Linked DNA regions of Homo sapiens: region 2 is linked to region 1. A link is a loop called in an ENCODE intact Hi-C map of the cell type or tissue named here. Cell type or tissue: mesothelial cell of epicardium. All regions are shown on one strand. Each heading gives the region's core, and the rest is flanking DNA. Links, peaks and the distances in the headings are about the cores only.

Region 1 (6,652 bases), core at 86-2,585:
TCGGCCTCCCAAAGTGCTGGGATTACAGGTGTGAGCCACCGCGCCCGGCCAACTTCCACAGTTTTTTAAACTTAAAAAAAAATGGTGATACCTATGACCAGTTATCCATAATCTTTCCATCCCAATCACTATTTACATTTTATTTTGCTGTTTCCTCCCAGACTTTTTTTAATGATTTTTTTTAAATTAAAAAAAAAAATTTTTTTTTTAGAGTCTTGCTTTGTCACCCAGGCTGGAGAGCAGTGGTATGATCTCGGCTCACTGCAGCCTCCACCTCCCAGGTTCAAGCAATTCTTGTGTCTCAGTCTCCCAAGAAGCTGGGATTACAGGTGAGCGCCACCACACCTGGCTAATTTTGTATTTTTAGTAGAAACATGTTGATCAGGCTGGTCTCGAACTCCTGGCCTCAAACAGTCCACCTTCCTTGGCCTCCCAGAGTGCTGGGATTACAGGCATGAGCCACTGTACCCAACCTTTTTATGAATTTTTAATATAATTAGGATCATATGAGGGCATGTATGTTTCTATTTTAAAACATGAAATAAAATGTTACATCTAGAATAGTGTTAGAATTGACCAAAACTAGACCTAATTACTAGCCTCTAGACCAGGAATATTGGTAAACTGCTGCTTGCCAGCAGTTTTTATTAATAAAACATAGCCATTGGAACATAGCCATGCCCATTTTTCTGTTTTCTGTGCTGCAGTGGCAGAGTTGAGTAATTGCAACAGAGACCGTATGGTCAACAAAGCCTAAAATATTTACCACCTGGCCTTTTAGAAAAAAGCTTACTGAACCCTCTTGTAGACTATAGTGGGCTTCTGGAGTTGAGAACTATTATTTGAGTCATTACTGCACAGTTAACTTATCTACAGAATATGGTCTACACAGAAGTTACAGACTGGTGCTTTGGGTGTTATGTAGATCTATAATACTTGTCTCTGGTAAAGTCAGTGAGTCGGGCGTTTTTTGAGACAGCAGTTTTGCTCTTGTTGCCCAGGCTGGAGTGCAATGGCGTGGTCTCGGCTCACTGCAACCTCCACCTCCTGGGTTTAAGCAGTTCTCTCTCAGCCTCCCAAGTAGCTGGGATTACAGGCACCCACCACCACGCCTGGCTAATTTTTGTATTTTTAGTAGAGATGAGGTTTCACCATGTTGGCAAGGCTTGTCTCGAACTCCTGATCCCAGGCGAGCCGCCTGCCTCGGCCTCCTAAAGTGCTGGCATTGCAGGCGTGAGCCACTGCGCCCTGCAATGAGTCTGTTTTATAGTTTCTCTAGAATTGAAAGAGTTCCACTCAAAATTGAGCTTCTGTTTACCATTTAGTTTGAGCATGTGACGTGAATTATTCCTCCACTTGATAGTGGAAAGAAAGAGGTGCAGAGGTCTGTAATTAGGCTTTAGGCTGCATTAGAGTTGGGATTGATTGTGGCTAGCATAAACTCCAATGGGGATGAGGTACTAGGACATTAATTTTTTATTTCTCAGTCAAAGAACAGAAGTCTTGAGGGAACCATAGTTCACAGATTCTTTTCTGCTGCTCATTCTTTAAATCTGGGACTGAGGGCCAGAGAAAAATGTCCTAGGGCAAAAGGCAGATAGATGTTCCTTACGTACATCTGGGATGGCAAAAGTCATGGTTTTTTATTTGTGTGGTAAGCATTTGAAATAAGATTTCATACACTGTTAAAGCTGTCCTTTTCAGTTAATCCTCAGAACTTAGTAGTAAGTCTTCTTTCTTATCACTTTAATCAATACTTTGATTAAACTGTTGAGCCTTGTCACTAAAGATCTATACTTGTCATTGTTCAGCCAGCTGTGAATCTATCTAAATTATTTTGTCTGTTATGTAGTTCTTTTTTCCTGCTTGGTTCACTAGAATCTTACATGCTTTTTTTTTTTTTTTATCATATTTTCCTGACTATTTGGATCAATTTCCCAAAAATGACCTTCTCCACATTAAAACTGCCACTTTTTTTGTTCACCCACACATTGTAGTAATTTTTTTTTTTTGCTTTTTTTTTTCCCAAAACCTCTTTACTATTGGAAGAGCTTAGTTTTATCTGTGAATAGTGCTTTCATATTATAAGATTGTTGAAATCAGTCCTTGACACACTTCACTATTTATACTTCCCTATTTAGGTTAATTCCTGTCATGCCTTCTCATCCCTTCCATACCTAGCTCAAGCCAGTGTTCTCTGTTTGTCCTTATTTAATTGCCCCAGCCACAGTGTCCTCTCAGCTTTTCTTCTTTCAGTGTAGTTGTGCTACTTTTTAAAAAAGTTTAACAGGACTCTAAATTATATGCTGTAACATACTGTATTCTTTCCTGTGCCACACAGATAAGTAAGCACCTACCAAGTACTTATGGATTAGCCACTGGGAAAAAGGGAAATACATAGATTATTACAGTATGGGTAAACTATTACGAGAAATAAAAACACAGGTTCCAAGGAGGAAAAATGACCTTTGGTTAAGGAAATTAAGAAAAGCCTCCTGGAAGGGGTGACATTTGAAAGCTGTGTAGGATTAGAATGTGGATTAATTCTTTGACCTGTGTAGTTATTTCTCTCAGTCTCCTTATATGTTACCGACATCATCAGCATTCTACCCAAACTTGCCTGCATTACCTGGTTTTAATAAATGATTTTGCTCCTAATGCTTGAGAAAACTAGGGACTGAGAAAACTTGGGGATGATTTAAGTGTTGGCCTCCCCCCTCACCTCTGCCTGCCACAAGAGAAACTTGTCTGATCTCACATTTAATCTTAACCTCCTTTCCTTCAGTATCAGGCCTCCCTTTTTCATGGTTAGCCCTTCCCCTGTGCTTTTGATCTTGTGCTATCTCATCTCTAGGATCTTACTTTGTTAAGTTTCTCTTTATTTTCCCATATGTCTTCAGCTTCTTCCTCTCTTCAGTTTATAACACAGTCGACTTCTCTTTGATTTTGATCCTGCATGTACCTGGAAGTTTCTCTCTGTTCTTTCACGTATTTGAACCTTTTAAGAGCCGCCGGGCGCGGTGGCTCACGCCTGTAATCCCAGCACTTTGGGAGGCCGAGGCGGGCGGATCACCTGAGGTCCGGAGTTCAAGACCAGCCTGACCAACATGGAGAAACCCCGTCTCTACTAAAAATACAAAATTAGCCGAGTGTGGTGGCGCATCCCTAAATCCCAGCTACTCAGGTGGCTGAGGCAGGAGAATGGCTTGAACCCAGGAGGTGGAGGTTGCTGTGAGCCGAGATCGCGCCATTGCACTCCAGCCTGGGCAACAAGAGCGAAACCCCCTCTCAAAAAAAAAAGAAGAGCCTACACAATCACCTTTATTTCCTTATTTCTGCTAATTTCTTGGTCTACTGCAATCTGGCTTTCGGCTGCTATAACTCCACGGACACTGCTATCAAGGTCATCTTCATTTTATCAACACATTGTCTAATTGCCACATCTGGATTGATTTAAAAAATCTACAAAATCACTTGTGACCTTTGGGGAAATTTGAACACTGATTATTTGATACCAAATAATTAATTTTTAGGTGTGATAATGTTATGATGTGTTAAAGAGTTTTTATCTTTTAGAGATAATACTGTTTAGGCTAGGTGCAGTGGCTCACCCCTGTAATCCCAGCACTTTGGGAGGCCGAGGTGGGTGGATCACCTGAGTTCGAGACCAGCCTGACTGACATGGTGAAACCCCATCTCTACTAAAAATGTAAAAAGTTAGCAGGGCATGGTGGTGCATGCCTGTAAACCCAGCTACTTGGGAGGCTGAGGCAGGAGAATTGCTTGAACCCGGGAGGCAGAGGTGGCAGTGAGCTGAGATTGCGCCATTGCACTGCAGCCTGGGCAACGAGTGAAACGCCGTTTCAAAAAAAAAAAAAAAAAAAGATAATACTGATTACTTACAAGGAAATGATATGTCTGGGATTTGCTCTGAAATAACTGGGGTGGGATATAGATAACATTTTTCTTATGTTTAATGGTTGAAACTGGATGATGAGCATATAGAATTCATTATACTCTTTTTTCAAACTTTGTGTGTGTTTGAAATTTTCTATTATTGAAAAGTTGGGGCTTTTTAAATAAATGGAAAAGGGGAGAAGGAAGTAACCAAGAATAAAATCAATAAGAAATAATTATTTAATTACAATTCAGAATGGCATGCAGACTGTAAACTTTAATAATAAGTGGCTGTTCAAACTAATTTTCACCAGTAAAAGAATTGGGACTTTGACAGTGGAAGCATAATGCCTGGCATAAAGCAGATGCTGAGTAAATAATTGGTTGACTGAATTAGCTAGCAAGAGCTCAGAGCTGGATTACATAGACAACTCGTTGGATAATTTTAAAGGCTGTATACCTTTGGGAAAACCTGGTAGTTACTAGTCACCCCATTTGTTTTCATAAATAATAACAATCCATAATGGTATGGTGCTTACCATGTCCCAGGAATTATTCTAAGCGTTTTACATACATTAATTCTTTTAATTCTCATATTAGCCTCAGGAGAGGGGCACAATTACTTTCCCCATTGTACAGATGAGGAAATAGAAGCAAAGAGACTTTAAATAACTGGCTTAAGTCACACAGCAGGTGAAGTAACAAAGCCATGATTTGATCTTAGGCCATCATGTTTCATAGTCAATATTTTTAATCATAGTATTATATAGTCTGTCTTCAGTAAATCTTACAAAATTAATGTTATAATTGTCTACATGAATAATTCTAGGCAAGACTAGATTTGTCTAAGACATAGGTATTCTGATATATATATATCAGAATATATATATATAGTGTGTGTGTGTATATATATGTATATGTCATTCAATTCAGTGTTGGATTTTTATTGAATTTATTCTAGGCCGTTGTGACTTTATTTCTGTCTGTTGGCTAACCTCTCTGGACTAGGAAATGTATACTCTGTTGAGGTGATTTGCTCAAAGTGGAAGCCTTAGTTCTAACTTGGCATGATAACTTTGGAAAAGTGACTGAGTGCAAGATACTACCTTAGATAATTTAAGCAGAAGACTAGATTGGGGCACAATTGAAAGTAAGAGTGGAAAATCAGATTCAGCTAATTTTTGATAAAGCCAGTGTAATTCTGAGTGGTTTAGATAAAATTAGTAAACACAAGGGCTGTTTTGTAGACTAAATGTAGGTGAAAGATTAAATCTTTTATCTAAAAAGATGTCTCATCTCTCTTTTGTTAGAAGGTCCCCTAAGAAGAGCTTGGCAGACTCTGAAGGAACCTCTCCTTTTGCATAATGAACTGCCAGTAGAAACCCTTCTAGCCGTTAGAACGCTGTTTCTGTTTTTAGTAAACAGTTTCACATTCAGGCAGTTTTGTTTCTGGTTTGAGTATTTACAGGTGATGTGAAAGTTTAAGGATAATAACTTTGCTGTTAATGTCTGCTCTTAATCACATTCGTCTCAGGGAGGTTTGCTGTTTTGAAAACAGTGTTTTCAGAGAAAAAGGTTATCTGTAGTTAATTTGATTTCCTCTTTCATTTCAGCATTTTTTTTTTTTTGAGACAGAGTTTCTTTCTTGTTGCCCAGGCTGGAGTGCAATGGCGCGATCTCGGCACACTGCAACCTCTGCCTCCTGGGTTCAAGCTATTCACCTGCCTCAGCCTCCCGAGTAGCTGGGATTACAAGCATGTGCCACCACACCTGGTTAATTTTGTATTTGTATTAGAGACAAGGTTTCACCATGTTGGTCAGGCTGGTGTTGAACTCCTGACCTCAGGTGATCCACCCGCCTTGGCCTCCCAAAGTGGTGGGATTACAGGTGTGAGCCACTGTGCCTGGCCCTAAAATGCCATTTATTGTTAAAACATTGTATGCCGTTAATTTTGAAATTGACTTGTGCAGTTGTTGCTTTACATTAACATCTTCATAAATTTATTATACAGTTAATGTTTCTTAGACAGTTTACCAGCTGTCATTTATCATTTACTTGGTAATTTAGTGATCTCAATTCTGATTTAATTCACCTAGTCACTGAGAATTACTTATGCTTTGCTTGCTCTCAGTAAAGCATTAGAATTAAGTAATGACGAGAAGAACAAAGGATTTTCTTAAGTATAGTACATGAACTTAAATAGTTTGGGTTACCTTGTTTTAGTGTTACAGACGGTTTTTAATAATCCCTGGATTCAAATTAGCCGGGTATGGTGGTGGGTGCCTGTAGTCCCAGCTACTCGGGAGGCTGAGGCAGGAGAATGGCGTGAACCTGGGAGGCGAAGCTTGCAGTGAGCTGAGATCATGCCACTGCACTCCAGCCTGGGCGACAGAGCGAGACTCCGTCTCAAAAAAAAAAAAAAAAAAAAAAAAAAAATTCCCTGAACTCTCTAGTATATATTAAATATTTCAAGTTTTTAAACAAGTAGTCTCAAGTAAAGGACTGGCCGGGCACAGTGGCTTACACCTGTAATCCCAGCACTTTGGGAGACCGAGGCAAGTGGATCACCTGAGGTCGGGAGTTCGTGACCAGCCTGGCCAACATGGTGAAACCTCGTCTCTACTAAAAATAGAAAAATTAGCCGGGCATGGTTGTGGGTGCCCGTAATCCCAGCTACTTGGAAGGCTGAGACAGGAGAATCACTTGAACCCAGGAGGCAGAGGTTGCAGTGAGCCGAGTCTGTGTCATTGCACT
Region 2 (7,993 bases), core at 3,501-6,000, 220 kb before region 1:
AGAGGGGAGCTACCCTCTCTGCGAGAGCTGACCACTCATTGTGACACCTTGGCTACAGAGAGGAGCTACCTACTGTGGTTCTCCTCTGAGCTGTTCTATTGCTTAATAAAACTCCTCTTCATCTCGCTCACCCTCCACTTGCCTGCATACCTCATTCTTCCTGGACATAGGACAAGAACTCAGGACCCACTGAATGGCAGGGCTAAAAGAGCTGTAACACAAACAGGGCTGAAACATGCCCCTGCTCGCCACATTGCAGGCAAAAAGAGGGAGAGAAGAGCTGCGGCCCTTTGGGGATCCCAGGCCTGGGTGTTCCCTGAGCCAGGGCTGTGACTCCCTCTTTGGAGCCCTGCAGCTTCTGGAGTCTGCAAGCTTCCAGGCCCCAGAGCATTTGCCAGTGCCAGCTATGGAAGCTGCTTGTGGTGCACCTAGTCCAGATGCAGCCTTGCAGGGAGCCAGCACCCACACCAGCACCTGGAGTTGCTTGCCCCACAGCAGCAGCTGGCATGCCCAGCTATGTGCGGTGGCTAGACCCCACGCTCACTCACATACCCTTCATTACTCCACGCCTGGCTTGCCCTTGGCAGGCATGGGATCCAGGCCAGTAGCATGAGCTGAGTGCAGCCTGCTGGGCCAACTGGGTGGAACAAGCCCAGCAGGCCAGAACAAAACTTGGGCAAAGGCACCACTGGCCACAGAGGTTTCCAGCAGGCGAAGCGACACCACAAGGATCCCGTAACACAATGAGCATTTGTAGCCATCATCCCAGTGTGTGGATTGAGTAGAAAGAGAAATAGCGTGCCCTCACTAGTGCTTCCATACACATAGAGACCACAGACTTTGGAACAGCATCCCTGGCATCTTTGTTTTGGAATGACATTGAAACACTGAACCAAGTCAAATAAGGGGACATTTGCAACTTTGCTGACTCATTTGTCAAGAATAAAAAAATACACAGGCAAATTTGAATGAAGGCCAGGCACAGTGGCTCACACCTGTAATCTCAAGACTTTGGGAGGACGAAATGGGAGAATCACTTGAGCCCAGGAGTTCAAGACCAGCCTGGACAATATATCGAGAGGCCTGTAATTCCAGATATTTGGGAGGCTGAGATGAGAGAATTGTTTGAACCCAGAAGGTTGAGGCTGCAGTGAGACTTGATCACGCCACTGAATTCCAGACTGGGTAACATTGTAAGACCCTGTCTCAAAAAATATATTAAAAAAGCAAATGGAGAGAATGTGAGGAGAATCATCTGTGAAGGAAACTGGAAGGTCTTTTCCAATTTCTAACCATACAGTGGGCCCTGAGAAAACACCTTTATAGAGAGAGAATGATTAGAACATTCTCTCTAATAATAATGATAGTCACATGAATGTCTGTAAATGTATAGGCAACAGGATAGTATCAATAAGTTGAATATGCCTTTAACAAGCTGAATGTACCTTATTCTTTAGCCTTCTTGAAAATAAAAGCCTAACCTAGTCATCTACCTGCATGGGGAGAATAGGGTGGAATTAGAAGTGCAGATAGGTTGTAATTAGAGGCTTTTAGTGGCTGACAATCACTGAGCATCTGTTGAAAGATAAGTGAATAGTAAAATTAGAAAATTACAGCCTCCATCAAGGAATGCAGCCCTCCCAACATCTCGAGACCCATTTCAGACTTATAACCTCCAGAGCTGTGAGATAATAAATTTGTGTTGTTTTAAGCTTCTAAATTTGTGGTTACTTGTTACAACAATAGGAAACTCATACAATAATTTTTATAGAAAGAATATACAATTAAATGCAAAAAGTACACTCATCTTAAGTGTACAGCTTGAAGAGTTGTCTTCCACATATTAATTGAGTGTAGCTAATTCATAGACCAAGTCATAGCACATCCCAGCAGCAGCCTATGATTCCCTCCTGCAACTGCCCAATTTGTACACTGCACCCCTAAAAGGAAAGAAAAATTCATACATTCAAAATACTTCTCACACCAAATGTGTGGAGTTTACCTCACATTAAGCAATTCTCCAACTCTCCAGATACCAAGTGGGTGTACTACAATTTACTCATGACACTAACTACCCAGAGTTAGTGCAGACCCCATAGGTTGAGGACTCAGCCTCGCAAGGCTGAAACCAAATTTAGACACCAGTCAGTAGTCCCAAACTGTGACCTGTCCATCTGGCTAACTAGCTATCCATTGGGGGTTGCCATGACCTTCTCTTTAGGTTTGATAATTTGCTAGAATGGCTCACAGGACTCAAGAAAGTGCTTTACTTACAATTAGCAGTTTATTTTAAAGGATACCACTTAAGATCAGCCAGATGAAGAGATACACAGGACAAAGTATGAGGGTGGAGCTGAGAGGTTCCGTCCTGCTCCACATGCTGCACCCTCCCAGCAGGTCTGTGTTTCCACCAACCTGAAGTCCTCCAAGTCCTGTCAGTTAGGGGGTTTATGGAGTTTCTATTCGGTAGGCATGATTGACTAATTAGTGGTCCCCAACCTTTTTGGCACCAGGGACCAGTTTCATGGAAGACAATTTTTCCACAGATGGGGGGTGTGGTTTCAGGACGATTCAAGCACATTACATTTATCATTCAATTCTCATAAGGATGACGCAACCTAGATCCCTTGCATACTCGGTTCACAATAGGATTCACACTCCTACGAGAATCTAATGCTGCTGCTGATCTGACAGGAGGCGGAGCTCAGGCGGGAATCCTTGCTCACCCACTGCTCGCCTCCTGCTTTGCAGTCCAGTTCCTAACAGGCCATAGACTGGTACTGGTCCACAGCCTGGGGGTTGGGGAACCCTGGACTAAATCATGGGCCATTGGTGACTGAGCTCAATCTCCAGCCCTTCTCCCCTCTCCAGAGGTTGGGGGAGGGAGGGAGTGCTGAAAGTTCCAACCCTGTAATCAACCATGTGATTCCTCTGATAACCACCAGCCTCCAAGAGTCACTTCATGAAAACAAACTCACATATGATGAAATAATATACAATAATTAATATAGATAACAAAAGACATTCCTCTTGCCTTTATCATCCAGGATTTTACAAGTGTTTAGGAGCTATGTGCCAGGAAATGGGGATGAAGACCTAATATATGTTTCTTATATTCTTAATGTATCACAATACCACAGCCTCCAAAAGTAATCTCTATTCTGACTTTTATAAATGTTGATTAATATTGCCTGAATTTAAACTTCACATAATTAAAATCATATAATTAATTCCTGCAAGATAGTGATTTAAAATAAGTCAGAAGTACTTTTTATTCCTGGCAATCTTTCTTACTCCCTTAGCCCCTTCAGAGAATAGTGAAGAACTCAGCTGCAAAAAAATTGATGTCAACTTTAGAGATAATAGTTATGAAAGCCAATGTTTTTCTTATCAAGTGCCAGGTTTTATTGCGAGAAGAAAGGAATTTTGAGTTTAGTTGAGCCAGAGCTAGAGGAGTATACCAAGCTTGTCTGACCCATGGCCTGTGGGCTGTATATGACCCAGGATTGCTTTGAATGTGACCCAACACAAATTCATAAGCTTTCTTAGAACACTGAGAGTTTTTTGTGATTTTTTTTTAGCTCATCAGCTATTGTTAGTGTTCTTGTATTTTATGTGTGGTCCAGGACAATTCTTGATCTTCCATTATGGCCCAGGGAAGCCAAAAGATTGGATATCCCTGGAATTTAGCATAGAATTCGTTTTAAAAGTTAACTAGACTTCCTGTCTCTGAACTTACAGTTTTTTCCTTAAAGGCCCCTGAACAACTGCACAGGCCATTCATCACTGTGTATGAGTCCATACACATATTATCACCAGGTGTCCCACTCAAATTCTGTCTGTAGGAAAGACTGCCCTTTGCTTTCAAGGCCAACCCTGGTGTCAGATTTGCATTGCAGTCCGAAGGATTTTCCTGCCCAAATTCTGCTTCCTTCCTTTTTTATCTCTCATGGGATTACTCCTTCCCCTTCTCATCAAACCTCCTCCACTTACTTCTGTCTCAGCTGCTTTCCAGAGAAACCAGCTGACCACTTCATACCTTTGGAGGAGTGATGTTTAGAAGAACGGAAGAAGAGCTATGTGCAAGTGCAGGGTGAGGCTGTATGCAGAGAATTACAGTAACTGCTTTATGTCATCGGGTAGGTGATGAGAACTAATACAAGAGGAAGAATTTAGAATGAGAACAGATAAAATAATATAAGTTCTCTCCTCTACTCTCGAGAATTTGGGGGAAAATTGGTGAGGTCATCAGCTTTCCCACAGAAAGTTGTACAAGACTGGAGTTACTTTATTTGGATGCCAAAGCAAAGGGCAACCCAGAAGGCTGGAGAATTCCTGGTACCGTGCATGCTAAATGCAGCAATAGGTTAGAATGATACTCCTGGGAAGAGTATGAGTAGGAAGGACAGAAAACAGCACTGATTAAAAGTGCAAACTCTGGGTTTGAATCCCATCTCTGCTATCCTACCTAGTTGTGTCACCCTGGCCAATTTACTTCACCTTTTTGAGCCTCAGTGTCATCATCTGTAAAATGGTGATAACAAAAGGAACTATCTCAAAGGGATAGGGTGAGGGTGAAATAAAACAATTCTTGAAAAGTACTTAACCGAGTTCCTGACCTAGACTACATATTCTGTAAACGGTTGTTTTCTTATTAAATTCTAGGAAACATCTGCCAGGGAAGGCAGATGATATTAAAGAAACAAGACCAGACCAGGGAATGTTATTATTCTCTCACACATAGATATAGTATTGCTATTGTTCAAGCAGAGCCTGTAGTTACAAGAACTTTCAAAAAGGACTTAGTTACTAAATGCATTAGAAATAATGTACAATTTCTACCCTACAGGTGCCACGTGACCTATTAAACATTTTATATAACCTTACTCATGGTTATGCTGAACTCTTAACATAGTGTTTCATCAATGTTTATTTAAACTTGCGGATATGCTGCAACCAGAAGCGGGGATTTCCAAATTGGTTAACCCCTATTCAAGGACAGTTGGGGGAAGCTCAGATGTTTTTTCTGGGTTTTTATGGTTTTTATTTGCAGCTGTGTTATTGCAACAGCAATCATATTGGTGCTGTGAACTTATGTAACAGAGAGAAAAGGTATAACACCAAGTAAAATGTATGAGACGCCCCTCGGAGAACCCTGCATTCCATTCCAGTACCCCGGCTTTAACTCTGTTGCTTCTCATCTCAAATCACAGTCTCCACATCTTGTCACCCTTTGCCTAGGCCTCAGCTTCCTTTCCTGATGAGCAACTTCAGATGAGGGGTGCATCTTGTTTCCTCAGTCCTCCAGGGTTCTCCTCCCGAACTGTCGTGAATGGTGAGACCCTGAAGACAATAGTCTATACCTGAAGCGGCCCAAAGACCTCCAAGCGGGAGCAATCCTTACACTGTGTTAAAAGTTTGCTTAACTTAGTGATTTCTCACCCTGGTACAGTCCTAATATGCAATTTTAACATTTTTTGAGCTTTCATTATGAACCAGGAACTGCCCTAAGGTATTTACATAATTGAAATATGTAAATTTTCTCATAGGATTTTGAATATGTAAATTTTCATAAGGATTGAATGTAATGTAATCCTTATATTAACCCTATGTACTATTATTCACATGCCCATTTTACTGATAAAAAATGAAGGCTGTGTTAAGTAACTGGCTGAAGGTCACCTAACCAGGAAGGAGCTGCTCTGCTATTAAACTGCCTCTCAGTGATAACTCCCTGGAAGAGATGAGACCTCTGGGAGACACCCACAGCCATTATTCTGCTCCTTCTAGTATCATAACAGACCCTAAGAATGGGACTGAACGTTAGTCTCTTTTTTATACATGTTCTTAGTTTCTACTTCTAAAACAAGTGTGCAAGGTTTTTTAAAATCAGAAAAAGATAAAGATATATTAAAAAGTAAAATATATCAAATTAATCTACAAGAAAGATCTTCTGGTCAGTTTTTTACTTCAAAAAGCATTTAAGGCCGGGTGTAGTGGCTCATGCCTATAATCCCAGCACTTTGGGAGGCTGAGGCAGGAGGATAGCTTGAACTCAGAAATTTGAGACTAGCCTGGCCAACATGGCAAAATCCCTGTCTCTGCAAAAAACACAAAAATTAGCTGGGCGTGATGGTACGCACTTGTAGTCCCAGCTACTCAGGAAGCTGAGGTGGGAAGATCGGTTGAGCCTGGGACATGGAGGCTGCAGTGAGCCAAGATCACACCACTGCACTCCAGCCTGGGTGACAAAGTGAGACACTGCCTCAAAACAGATGAAATAAAAAGCATTTAACCTTTTAAAGCCTCATTCCTTAGAGCAGCATATCCTAAACTATATACATATGACATCATCCAGGAATCTGGCTAAAATGCCCTCTTTGTTTCAGCTCCTGCATTACTAGTAGACTCCCAGGGGATGCTGCTGGTGGTGGTCTGTGGGTGATGCTTTTAGCAGCACTTTCACACCCCTGTGTTACGGCAAGGATACCCAGCATTTTGCCTATGCCAGAAGTCCAACCCCTCAACCCCACTCCGTATGCTAAAGCCCCCTGGCTCCTCCAGACTCTGGAGGGTATCCCACACTCCCTGGAGGGTATCCCAAACATATCCTTAACCTAATCTACCGACACACCCTTAACCTGCTGCTAGAGACTCCACACTGGCCCCTGGCACCGAGGCCATTCCCACTGACTTCCTCATTCTTGTCTTCAGATCACTAAGGACTTCTGATGGTCAAGGGCTTTTCTACCTCTGCACTGCATAGAGATAAATGCTCTCAATTCTCAGCTGAGGGGCCCCACATGTCTGTTCCAAATCTCCTCTCTTCTCAAGCTCCCAACAAGTCTTGTCACCCAAATCTCCCTCAACATATGACCTCATTTTTTATTTTAATTTAGAGCCATGTCAGGGGCCATTTGACACAAGCTGTGTCCTCTTTCTTCCTCTCAACCTCTATGGAACTCTATTTCTACATCCATCTCTACTTCCTTGTTCACATCAATGTGTCCTCCCTGCTTTCCACAGTCAATCCACTGTCTGGGCCATTGGCTCAATCCTTCTTCACCTCCTCCACCTCCTCTACCTCCTCCCAAATGCTCCTTCCTCATTTTCTTCTTCTCTTCCCATCTTTAGCAAACTCCTGTCCTCTATCTGCAACCTACAAATGTTCAGTTCTCCACTAAGAGAAACACCTTTCACCTGGTTCTTCCCATTTCTCTGATCCCCACCATTACTTAGATGACTCAGGCACATCATACACAAGCAAAATGAAGCCCCTGATTCTTCTCACCCTGCCACGCCACACCCCTGCACCTCCCCCCATCTTCCCAGCTCAGGAAATGGTCCTAGCTTTCACTCAGACCAAAAACCTAGGAGTCATCCTTCATTTGGCTTTCTTCTTAGACCCTACCCCTTCAACATCATTTTGCACATCCTGTTGATGTTTCTACCACCACAATATAGTCCAAAGCTGACCCCTTGTCACTATTTGCGGTGTACCAACTGGATCTAAACCACATTTATTCCTTGAATGAATTATTCAGCATCTTCCCGTCATATTTCCAACTTCAACTCTTGCCCTATACAGTCCATTCTTCACAAAGCAGCCTAAGCGAGTTTAGAAGTTGTAAATCTAATCAAGTTACTTCTCTGTTTAAAATCTACTTATAGCATCCCCTTGCACTTAGAGTAAAACACAAACTCCTTCTCTGCTTCTCTGATGTCTTCTACCACTTTCCCCATAGTTTATCAAGCACCAGATATACTGTGCTCAATCTATGCACTTTCTCTTTGTATAGACTGGAATGTGCTCATTGTGTGCCATGTTTCATTTTCATCATAGCACTTTTAATATCTGCAATTGTCTTCATCATTTACAGACTATCTCTCTCACACTAGAATGCAAACTCCATAACAGTGGTGATCTTGCCTGCCTTACTCACCTAGCAGTGAACAAGCACCTAGTGGGATCTAATAAATACAGGCCTCTTGA

The links. Peaks named below come from ENCODE experiments on the same cell type or tissue, not always from the same donor. Only the 100,000 strongest peaks of a DNase experiment are listed, where the experiment ranks them.
Region 2: a loop joins it to region 1, with 26 times the contacts of the local background. A loop is called at or near these places in 3 of 110 quality-filtered maps.

Annotation. Positions count from the first base shown.
Region 1 is chr2:68,202,475-68,209,126 of GRCh38, reverse strand. All of the region lies in intron 2 of PPP3R1 (protein phosphatase 3 regulatory subunit B, alpha), which reads left to right. Among named protein-coding and RNA genes, the nearest start is that of PPP3R1-AS1, 46 kb to the left of the region's middle. RefSeq lists an enhancer at 3,059-3,559. In mesothelial cell of epicardium, for the core only: no CTCF peak of the experiment used is centred there; no DNase peak of the experiment used is centred there.
Region 2 is chr2:68,424,392-68,432,384 of GRCh38, reverse strand. No RefSeq gene overlaps it. Among named protein-coding and RNA genes, the nearest start is that of FBXO48, 39 kb to the left of the region's middle. In mesothelial cell of epicardium, for the core only: no CTCF peak of the experiment used is centred there; no DNase peak of the experiment used is centred there.